Linked DNA regions of Homo sapiens: region 1 is linked to region 2. A link is an interaction called in ENCODE POLR2A ChIA-PET data of the cell type or tissue named here. Cell type or tissue: OCI-LY7. All regions are shown on one strand.

Region 1 (5,000 bases), 200 kb after region 2:
CCCACTGCATTAGGGTGGCTGTTTGGAGACAACAGGCTGGCCAACCAGATCTCTCCTCCTCCTTTCCACAGTGGAGTCACCGCTGGGCATGGGGCCACCTAGCAAAGGACTGCATCTCTCAGGCCTTCTCATAGGTAGGTACAGTCACATGGCTGGGCTCTTGCCATTGCTAGAAAGTGGAAGTGATGAGTCCATGGCTCTGAAAACAGCAGGTGTACCTCTTCCACACTCTCTTCCCCTATCCCTTCGGCTGAACCTGAATGTTACAGTGGCTTCAACCGTGCAGATGGTGACAAGGTCCTAGAGATGGAAGAACCTGAAGACGGAAGAAACCTGGGTGCCTGAGTGACCAGGTGGAGCAGAGTGACTTTGCCATGAAAAAGAAGTTGGGTTCCTCTCTTGTGACAGCAGCTCAGCCTTTTATTGTGAACGGAAGAGCACCCCATTTTCTGAGTTCCCTGAACCACGTCCAGACACTGCACCCCAACTCACTGGACTCTCCCACTAGAGAGCAACCTCTCAGCTGGCTCAGTTATAAAAGCCCTGGAGACAAAAATGTGCTTTGGAATCAGACATGGTTTCTCATCCAGCTCTGCTCCTTCCTGGCTGTGCAACTTTGGACAAGTGACTTTACCTCTCTGAACTCCATTCTCTCTTATCCAAAAAAGGATTCCAGCTAGCTCTGCCATGAGGATTCAATGACAGGACGCAGGTAAAAGGCTCAGCACAGTGCTTGGCACAGAGTAAGGTCTTCGCAAAGGTCAGCTCCTTTTCCCTTCCCCCATTCCCGGCAGCCTTCACTGCCGAGCCCCTGGCAGGCCTCCCATCAGCCCCCACCAAACCGTGATGCAGACTGAAGTTTTTCTTTCGAGTAAGTGACAGGTTCAGGGAGGTGGAACAGAACAAGTACTTAGAGTTCACAGCGCAGAATTCTTTGAAATCATGTTCCCAATGCTCCCTTCCTAGGGTCGGGGGATTAGCCGGCTATCCTGGGCTTGGCTCTAAATGGTCTCACCATGAAGGGAATTTTCCTACAATCTTATCCTACCCACTGTCCCAGGGCTAAGAAGACATGTGTCTTTCTCCTCTGTGGCAGCCTGTTGCTGTCAACCCCATTCCAGGGCAAGGACTGTGGGATGCAGGGAACAAAGAGTGGGGCTAGAGCTGGGGCTGGGGCGAGCGTGTTCTGTTTGGTGATGATTGGAATGTTGTGAGTTATGCAATAGGAATATTAATTCCTTCTAGTAGAGACCATCAGGGCTGCGAGAGGCTGTTGGTGTGTATCTGGTCCGGATGCCTTCCTCCCGCCTCCCATTTACTCATGAAGAAAAGGAGGCCTGCGAGGGGACGAGACTTATTTCCAGACCCACATAGAGAAAGGGAGTGGCAGCAGCAGGCTGGGCTCCAGCGGGACACCGTGGAGGCCTGTCTCTGTGCACCAGCGCCCTTGTTATGGTTCAGCGCTGATGGCGATGCAGAAGGGAGTGTTCGCCTCCATGCTTTGTGTGTATGAAAACCAGGATCTAGAAAGTGTCCGAGGGACATGCCTCCCACACTGACCTTCTGTGGCTGGGGTGGGCAAAGGATTGGAGGGGAGCTGGGCTGCTAGATTATCAGAAGCTGGGAGACAGGCCCCAGGTAGGCAGAGGTTAGGAGCCGAGCCCCCAGGTAGGCAGGGACTAGAAGCAGGGTCCCCCAGGTAGGCAGAGGCTGAAAGCAGGGCCCCCAGATATGCAGAGGCTGGGAGCGGGCCCCCAGATATGCACAGGCTGGGAGCGGGGCCCCCAGGTAGGTAGAGGCTGGGAGTTCTCCAGCTCCCCACACTATGGACTTGTGTGGTCTCGCCTCCACCACAGCCTGGCTCTGTTTTGTGAATGTCTGTGCAGAGGTTGTGGCTTCCCAATGGACAATGTGGTTCCCAATGAACCTTACACTGCCTGTCTCTCGACCTCCTTTATGGCCTAGCTCCCTGATCCTGCTGGTGGCATTTGCTGATCAAAAGCACAGATGGTTTCCACCTCCCTGATGCAAAATCTTTCTTCAGCCAGACGGAAATCAGACAGCCTCTGGTGTTGAATCTCTGATCTGCCACTTCACCAGCTGTGCCATCTTGGACAAGATATTGAGCTCTCTGAGCCTAAATGCTCAGATGGGGTGAACATGAGTGGGCTTCCCTCGGGGCTGGGTGATAGGATGGCGTGAGACTCGCTGGGTAAAACACACAGGGAGTATTTTACCTCACTGACTTCCTCCTTTCCCTCTGCCCAGGGAAGCCTCTCAGTCCCAGGGGGCACATTCCGTGTTGGTCAGGGCCCAGACCTTCTCCCTCAGCCTCCACTTTCCATCCTCACCCACATCCTGTCTCACTTCACAGGAGTGCTCATGCTGTGGGTTCCGTCCAGAATGTGGTCCAACAAATCCATCACACGCAGGTGGGGGCGTGTCCCAGCCCCTGGGGTGAGTCTAAGTAAGGCTGCCCACGCTTGGCATTTGAGGCCAGATAATTCTCAGTGGGGTGGGGGTGGAGGGGCATCCTGTGCGTTGGAGGATACTGAATGGTGTCCCTGGCCTCCACCCACCAGATGAGAGTAGCAGCCCCAGCCCCAGGCTTGGAAAAGGTTTCCAGAGATTGCCAACTGTCCCCTGCGGGTGAAATTGCTGCTGTACAGGAATCACAAAGAACTCAGACACGGAGATCCTCCTGGAGCTAATGGTCCACGGGGGCCCCTTCTTTGTGGACACAGACACCTCGGTACACACACCCGGAGGACCCAGGAGGGCCAGGCTGAAGGAGGGCATCACCTTCCATCTGGGGGACTTATCCCCCTCTCCCCACACTTACACTTGAAGGTGGACTCAGTGCTGACCCTCAGGGCCAGGGCACACGGCAGGTGCATTTTGGGAGGGAAAGGCCAGCTTTGGTCTGGAAAGGGGCACACCTCCTCTTGGAAATACAAAAAATACACATGGGCAAGGACACGGCTTTGTAACAAACCCACTTTTATTGATAGTGTACACGGAGATCCATGGTGGCGGGGCTGTGCCTGGGTGAGAGCGGGCCACACACCGGTGCAGCCAAGGTACCTGGTCTGCTCAGAAGGCTCAGGCAGTGGGTGGGGAAGGGGACAGAGGCAGGGTTGGAGCTGCTGCTTTGAGCACAGACGCAGGCAGGGGCCAAGGCTGGGGTGCAGGTGCAGGTATGCAGAGCTGGGGCTGGAGCATGTGTACATCTGTGTGTACATCTGTGTGTACTTGTATATACATGGGCATGGTGTACACAATATCTACAGGGACCCTCACAGACTGATCTAGGGAGAGGGTTGAGGACAAGATGTCCCAAAGCCCTGAAGGCCCCAGGGGCCAAGCATCAAGAGAGGGAGCACATCGTGGTATGTACTGAATGCCCAGCGCTAGCTTGCTTCTGCCACCCACAGACTTGCTGTGTGACCTGGAGGAAGTTACTTACCCTCTCTGAACCTCAGAAAGACCCAATAGAAGATCACTAAGGTTCCTTAGGGCCCTAAAACTTCAATATGTTTAGAGAGATTAAAATACAAAATATACTTGTTAAGAGCTGATGACAAGGGCCTTTGGTTTATGGGTTCAAAACCCACCATGCCTGAGTACATGGTGGTACCCAGCATAGCCCAATCCCGGGCACAAGGAGAAGACCCGCCCTGAGCTTTTCTGTCGGATCCCTCCCAGGCTCAGTTCTGGGTCCCAGCTGCTCCTCCCCGCCTCCCCACCGCTGTGTGTGCAGAAGGTGGTGGGGCAGCAGGGGCGGGCAGAGGCCAGGACTGGGGACCCTCTTGGTTTCCTAGGACACAGTGAACCCAGCACCCAGTAGGTGCTTAATAAATGCTTGAGGAACGAGCACAGTAGAGGGCAGCCTGGTTCTAGGTGGAGCTGTACCCTGAATTTGCTAGGGGACAAAGGTGGGGCCTGGTGCTCATCGTGTCCCCTCCGAGTCTCGGTGGTATCCTCTGTGAAATGGGAGCATTAAAAAAAAGCAGTCCTGGCCTGCCCACCCCACGCTTGTGCAATTGTCTGTAAACCGTGGAGCTCAATGGCGGAGGTCAATGTCTAGCTGCAAACAGGCCACGGAAACCCTGTTTGGGAGCAGAGGAGGAAGGCGTCCCGGGTGGAGGCCGTGGATCTGAACTGGGTGAGGGCCTGGCCAAGGAGGGAGTCACTAGGCTTTTACAGTACAATGATTTCCATTTCTACTACTATACATGACACGAAAACAGCTGCAACCACAACAAAGCACAACTGTCGGGCGGAGGGACCTAGGAGAGGAGGCTGAGGAACGCGGTCAGGAGGTGGGCGTGGTCTAAGTGGTGGGCGTGGTCTAGGAGGTGTGGCCACGCCCCCTTCAGACACAGAGTCCACTGGCTCAATGTCAGGCGCAGCTGGGGGCCAACTTGTGTGTGTGCTGGGGGTGGGAGGGGGTGCAGAGGCAGCTGAACCAGAGCGTAAGAGTTGCAGGGCTGGGAGAGAAGTTCTCCCAGCTGCCACCCAAACCAAGCTGGGTGTTATGCCAGGAGAGAGGAGACCTTTCTCATCTGGCCTTCTGTGTCCTTTTCATCCTGAGGCTTGTCCCAGGAGGCTCCATATGACGCAGCAATCCTCACCCCTCTGGCATCAACATTTCTTCCAACCCCAGGAGAGGAAGGTGTAACTTGAGTCTCTGCCTAACTCTTGAGGCTGCAGAGATGTGTCCTCCCACAGAGGAGATGAAACCACCAAGGAGCTGTGGACAAGCGGACTCAGGAAAGCTGTGAGAAGGCAGACGAATGTGCGGAGGCCAGCGCCCGGGGGCCTCCAGTCTGGTGCCTAAGGTCTGTGAACAAGACTGCTGCCGGGGCCTCGGTGGGGAGATGCGCACAGTGGGCATCTGGGGCCACCTCCCTGAAGGCACTGGCCAAGCCCCGCCCCAGCATCCCTCGCTCACTGGATGGTGCACTTGTCCCTCTCACGGGCCTGGCCTTCCCGAAGGA
Region 2 (5,000 bases):
TTGATTTGCCTTTTGTGTGATACAAGGGCATAGCATATTTGGGGCATTCCAAAATGTGACCATGCTATCCTGTAAATACAACCAAATGTCATTGGAAATAGAATTAAGAAACATTCCACCTACCTATAAGAAATAAGTTATTTCATATTCAAGTTAAAAATATGATTTGATGACTTTACTTGTCAGCTTGTTTATTGTAACAGAGAAGGTAGTGGTGAAAATTTCCAGCTTGTTTAGTTGAATAACCAATAAACAGATCATCTAAATTAAAACAATCTGATCTTGACTTCACAGAGATGAAGAAGAAAGTTTTATCTTTTATCTCTACTGCTATTCCATGTCCTTTGGTCCCAAAATAATGTTTTGGGGAAAGTCTGTATAAGTCTGTATGCACAAAGGTACCTCAGAAGGTTGGAAATCTATACTTAAGAATATAGTGTTGCTTAGGTTTTGTTTTTTTTTTTTTTTTAAAGTCATGCATTGTCTGTTTGCTACAAATTCATTATCTAAACAGGAAAATAAACCCTTCTATTCTTAACCAGCTACCTTCTCAGATGTATTCTTTTAAATAAGACAGGGTGATCTTTGGTCAAGCCCAGAACTTCAGTTATCAATTGTATTTTTCAGAATTCCATGAATACTCTTATAGTCAAAAAAGAACCCTTAAAATCTTCCAGTTACTCCTTCCCACTCTGGATTATATTGTTACTATCTGGGATCCCCACTGCACCTTTCAATTCTTGGACCTTGGACCAATCACCTTAACCTTTAGCTCATTATCTCTGCTTGTGAAAGCAATGCATTGTGGGTATTTTTGGTTGTGTTTTTTTTTTAATTACATTTCTCTGTTTACTTTGGTCAGAATTGATTGACTTGTTTTTCTGAGGTGTTGCATTGGTTCTTAAAATGCTGAATAATAATACTTTGCATGCTTGTGTGATCAGCCAAATCTTATCGCATGTCTAATGTGCAGGGTAAAAAGCAGGTGATGTATGGATATCAGAAAAACATTTACATATTATTACAATACTGAAAACAAAATACTTAAACGTAATGTAAAAACATACTTTGCATACAGGCCCTGCCCTAGTGGAATTCTTTGGGTTCAGTTTTTCATGTTAAACTCCTCTTCACCCCTACCCTACTTTGTAAGCTCTTTAAAAAGAAACTTCCTCCTAGGGCAAGCTTATTTTTAAAAATACTCCATATACAAAAAGTTATTTCCAAGCCAGCAGATTTTGGATAGATATAATAGGCTCTTCTAGGAGTGCTTTTTATTGTGTGAATCCTACTTTAATTACCAAATATCCAGGTTGCGCATTCTAGTTTTGCACACCTTTCCCTCTCCTCGCATGTCCTGGAGCTGTGTAACCTTCGTGTGCACTTTCACATTTTCTCACCAACTTGCCGAGGCCCCAAGCCCAGGTTATGTATTCATACATCACCTGCCTGTGTAGAGCGCATGTGCATGCTGCCGTCCTCAATAACCGGAATGTGTTTCTGTTCTTTTGTTTTTTTTGTTTTTGTTTTTGTGTGGATTTTCTGCAGTGTGGTTTACCAGGACGGATTTTACGGTGCTGACCTCTATGTAAGTACACACACTGGGGCCTTCTCGACCCCATCCCCTGACAAGCCAGCCTTTTTTTTTCTGTTTCTTTGGTTTGGTTTGGTTTTTTTCCTTTTAATTTATTTAATTTTTATTTTCTTTTTCCTTGTGGATATATATATATATATATTTATATATTTAAGAATGCAAGCATGCTTCTCTGCCACTGCGCTTGCCCCTGGGTGCAAAAACTAAGCCTTTGGGTTTCCTGATCATTGCAAGGGTCAGTCTACTGGACATATTCTTTTCCCTTCCCTATACCCACAGATGTTCTGTGGATCATTAATTTACTTGTGAGATGATCAGCAGGTTTAAAGTCTTTTATTATTGTCGTGTCATTTGCATACATAAATAACAGGACTAGCTTAACCTTAAACCAGCTCTTTCCCTTTTCTGCTTTTCTTCTCATTTCACATCCCTCTTTAGATCATTAGAGCTGTGATTTAGAGGTTAATAAGCTTTCTGAACTGTACATTTTCCTATTTTACCTACTTTGAGAGAACATGACCTTGTGATAGCCAAATAAGGAACCGATGCCAGCAAAGAGTGTGTAGTAATGAGAAAACGCCAGATATTTAGTTCTTAAAAGCCATTGGAGGAAATGAGTAGCATAATCAGCAACCCAGACTCTTCTTACAGCTATTTGACTATCATAGATTTGCTGACTCTACTAGCCATAGTAATATGGACTCCATTATTTAAACTGTCTAGCTATCACTAAAGTTCCATGATTGGTTTGTCACATATTATTTAAAATGTGGACAAAGTGATATAATTGACAAAGTACAAGTTTTTGAGTTTTGAAGTCTTTTATCATGACCTCTCCAGATGGACTTTTTCTGAATGCAAGCTTGATTTAGTCGCTCAAGTCATCAAGGGAAAATTTTTATAAGAAAAACTTGTCAGCATGAAATGATTCTGTGGGGATAGGTTAAAATTGTCTAGAAATACTTTCTCCACCCTTACTTTCCAAAATCAATAAGAGGTCCTTTTTAGTGAACTGTTTCCACAGTCTACCAGAGATTCACAAGCAACCTAAAAAAGTTAATGCACTTTCAGAATGCACTCAGAGGTTTTGCGTTTTGCAGGAAGTAGAGATGGGATGATACAGTTCTTCGAAATACAGGTGACTCACCTGTACTACTTAGCATAGGCCTGTAAGGTATGCCTTAATTTAATAACTACTTGAAGGAACCTCAGCTATGATTTGGTCCAACCTCCTAACTTACAGATATATTTCTCAGAGACTTACCCAGAACTACATAAATTATTAATAGTCAGGCATAAAACCCAACCAATCCATATTTCATTACCTCTCTTTGTACTTTAATTAAAATCCACCTCTTTCCTCAAAATATTTTCAACAAGTAATGAAAGATATCTTTTTTCCTATGTTCACAGTGAAGCTTGAGAACTGGGGAATCTCCTACTTTTACACCAGATTACATATTTCTAAATACACAGACTTACATATGATGTTAGCATGTACATTCTCCCATATACATTAGTGTCCATATTCTCATGAAACTCATCTTTGTTATTTAACTTGTTTTCTTGAAATCTGATCTATTAGAACAAGATTTTCCATTTGAGTTATTTCTTAAATCAAGTTTTTTTCTCTAATGTGTTTCTTATTTGAGGATTTATTTTTCTTAAATACAACCTATTTATGTCTTATTAAGACTTGCCTACTTTGGGCCGGGCACAGTGGCTCAGGCCTGTAATCCCAGCACTTTGGGAGGCCGAGGCGGGCAGATCATGAGGTCAGGAGATGGAGACCATCCTGGCTAACATGGTGAAACCCTGTCTCTACTAAAAATACAAAAAATTAGCCAGGCGTGGTGGCGGGCGCCTGTAGTCCCAGCTACTCGGGAGGCTGATGTAGGAGAATGGCATGAACCTGGGAGGCAGAGCTTACAGTGAGCTGAGATCGTGCCACTACAGTCCAGCCTGGGTGACAGAGTGAGACTCCGTCTCAAAAAAAAAAAAAGACTTGCCTACTTTGGCCAGGCATCATCGCTCACGTGTGTAATCGCAGCACTTTGGGAGGCCGAGGCAGGGGGATCACTTGAAGTCAGGAGTACGAGACCAGCCTGGCCAAGATGGCGAAACCCCATCTCTACTAAAAATACAAAAATTAGCCAGGCGTGGTGGCACACGCTTGTAGTTTCAGCTACTTGGGAGGCCAAGGCAGGAGAATCACTTGAACCCTGGAGGCAGAGGTTGCAGTGAGCCGAGATTGCACCACTGCACTCCAGCCTGGCTGACAGAGCTAGACTTCGTCTCAAAAAAAAAAAAAAAAAAAAAAAAAAAAAGACTTGTCTACTTCAAACTTGTTAAGTCAACCAACCCAATTTTTTAATAGTTATCTTACTTCCTTACTTTACAATGTAAGATTTTATTGAGACAGATGATTTTTCTGTTCCTGTTAATAAAATACTCTTGGTTTTTTTTTTTTAATCTACTAACTGGATTACCTTGCTGAGCTAAACACAAGTAATTCAGTGATCTTGCTGAAATAATTTTTTTTGACCAGTGGCCCCTTGTTAATGAAAGTAATTAATAGTAATGTTATTATTTCTTAGTTCTTATCTTAAAGCAGAGTTACTTAGAGAAAAAAAGGTTGGTCACTAGTGCTGAAATAATATCCATGCCCCTACATGAAAAGCAAGAATACTTTATGAGGTAACTACTGAGTTAGGCCTAATACAACTGTTGCTTTTAAAACTGTGTGTTCTGTATTCCACATGTGAGGGAGCAAAGGATACTTCTTCAAAAACACACAGACAACAAAACACTATCATTTTTGCCTTGAGTTTGTTCTGCTTCTCTCCATACATTTCCCATCTGTGGAAATCTGTCAGCATACATTTAGTTCTTATTTCCTCCGAAAGGCATATTAGAAATAGAAGGAATAGAGAGTTTAGTATGAAAAGTGCACCGAATCGGAGCTTGAAGAGAAGACACAAGGGAAAAGATTTTAAATTGCTGGTTATGCTTAAGTTAAATGAATTTAGGCTATTAATTGTGCAAGGTTTTTGTAATCCCTTTCACAGTCCCATTCTTAGACAGTGATTCCTGCTAGCCATTTACTTTCTGTTTCTTTTATGGCACATTCCTCTCTGGAGAACTGATCTAGCAATTCTGTTCCTAGTTTGTAAAAAGACCTACCGTGATAGGATTTGGGAGTGTGGCAGCTAGATTATGTATCCAGCCCTCCCTCTTCTTTTTTGGCCAGTAGAAAAGGCATAGTTCGCCCTAATTCACTTTTTAAATGGGTTAACAAACTGCTCCTAAATCACCTCCTGTGAAAAGCATGCTTGCATCCAAAGGAAAGAAAAGGCTGGTGGGCCCCTTAGTGGGCTTTTTGTATGATTGTTTTCCTTCCACAGCT

Evidence for each region. Peaks named below come from ENCODE experiments on the same cell type or tissue, not always from the same donor. Only the 100,000 strongest peaks of a DNase experiment are listed, where the experiment ranks them.
Region 1: POLR2A ChIA-PET joins it to region 2 with 9 read pairs; 1 of 35 experiments calls an interaction of 5 or more read pairs at or near these places.

The regions. Positions count from the first base shown.
Region 1 is chr22:35,551,983-35,556,982 of GRCh38, reverse strand. It overlaps RASD2 (RASD family member 2), which reads right to left. Exons shown (of 3, transcript NM_014310.4): 3 at 2,984-5,000. The coding sequence ends at 4,951. Among named protein-coding and RNA genes, the nearest start is that of RASD2, 14 kb to the right of the region's middle. RefSeq lists an enhancer at 3,714-4,693. In OCI-LY7, no CTCF peak of the experiment used is centred here; a DNase peak (open chromatin) is centred at 4,272; H3K4me3 peaks cover 417 bases; H3K27ac peaks cover 484 bases.
Region 2 is chr22:35,752,693-35,757,692 of GRCh38, reverse strand. It overlaps RBFOX2 (RNA binding fox-1 homolog 2), which reads left to right. Exons shown (of 14, transcript NM_001349999.2): 11 at 1,549-1,588. Among named protein-coding and RNA genes, the nearest start is that of APOL5, 37 kb to the right of the region's middle. In OCI-LY7, CTCF peaks have their summits at 4,747 and 4,946; DNase peaks (open chromatin) are centred at 1,432 and 2,188; H3K4me3 peaks cover 2,667 bases; H3K27ac peaks cover 4,671 bases.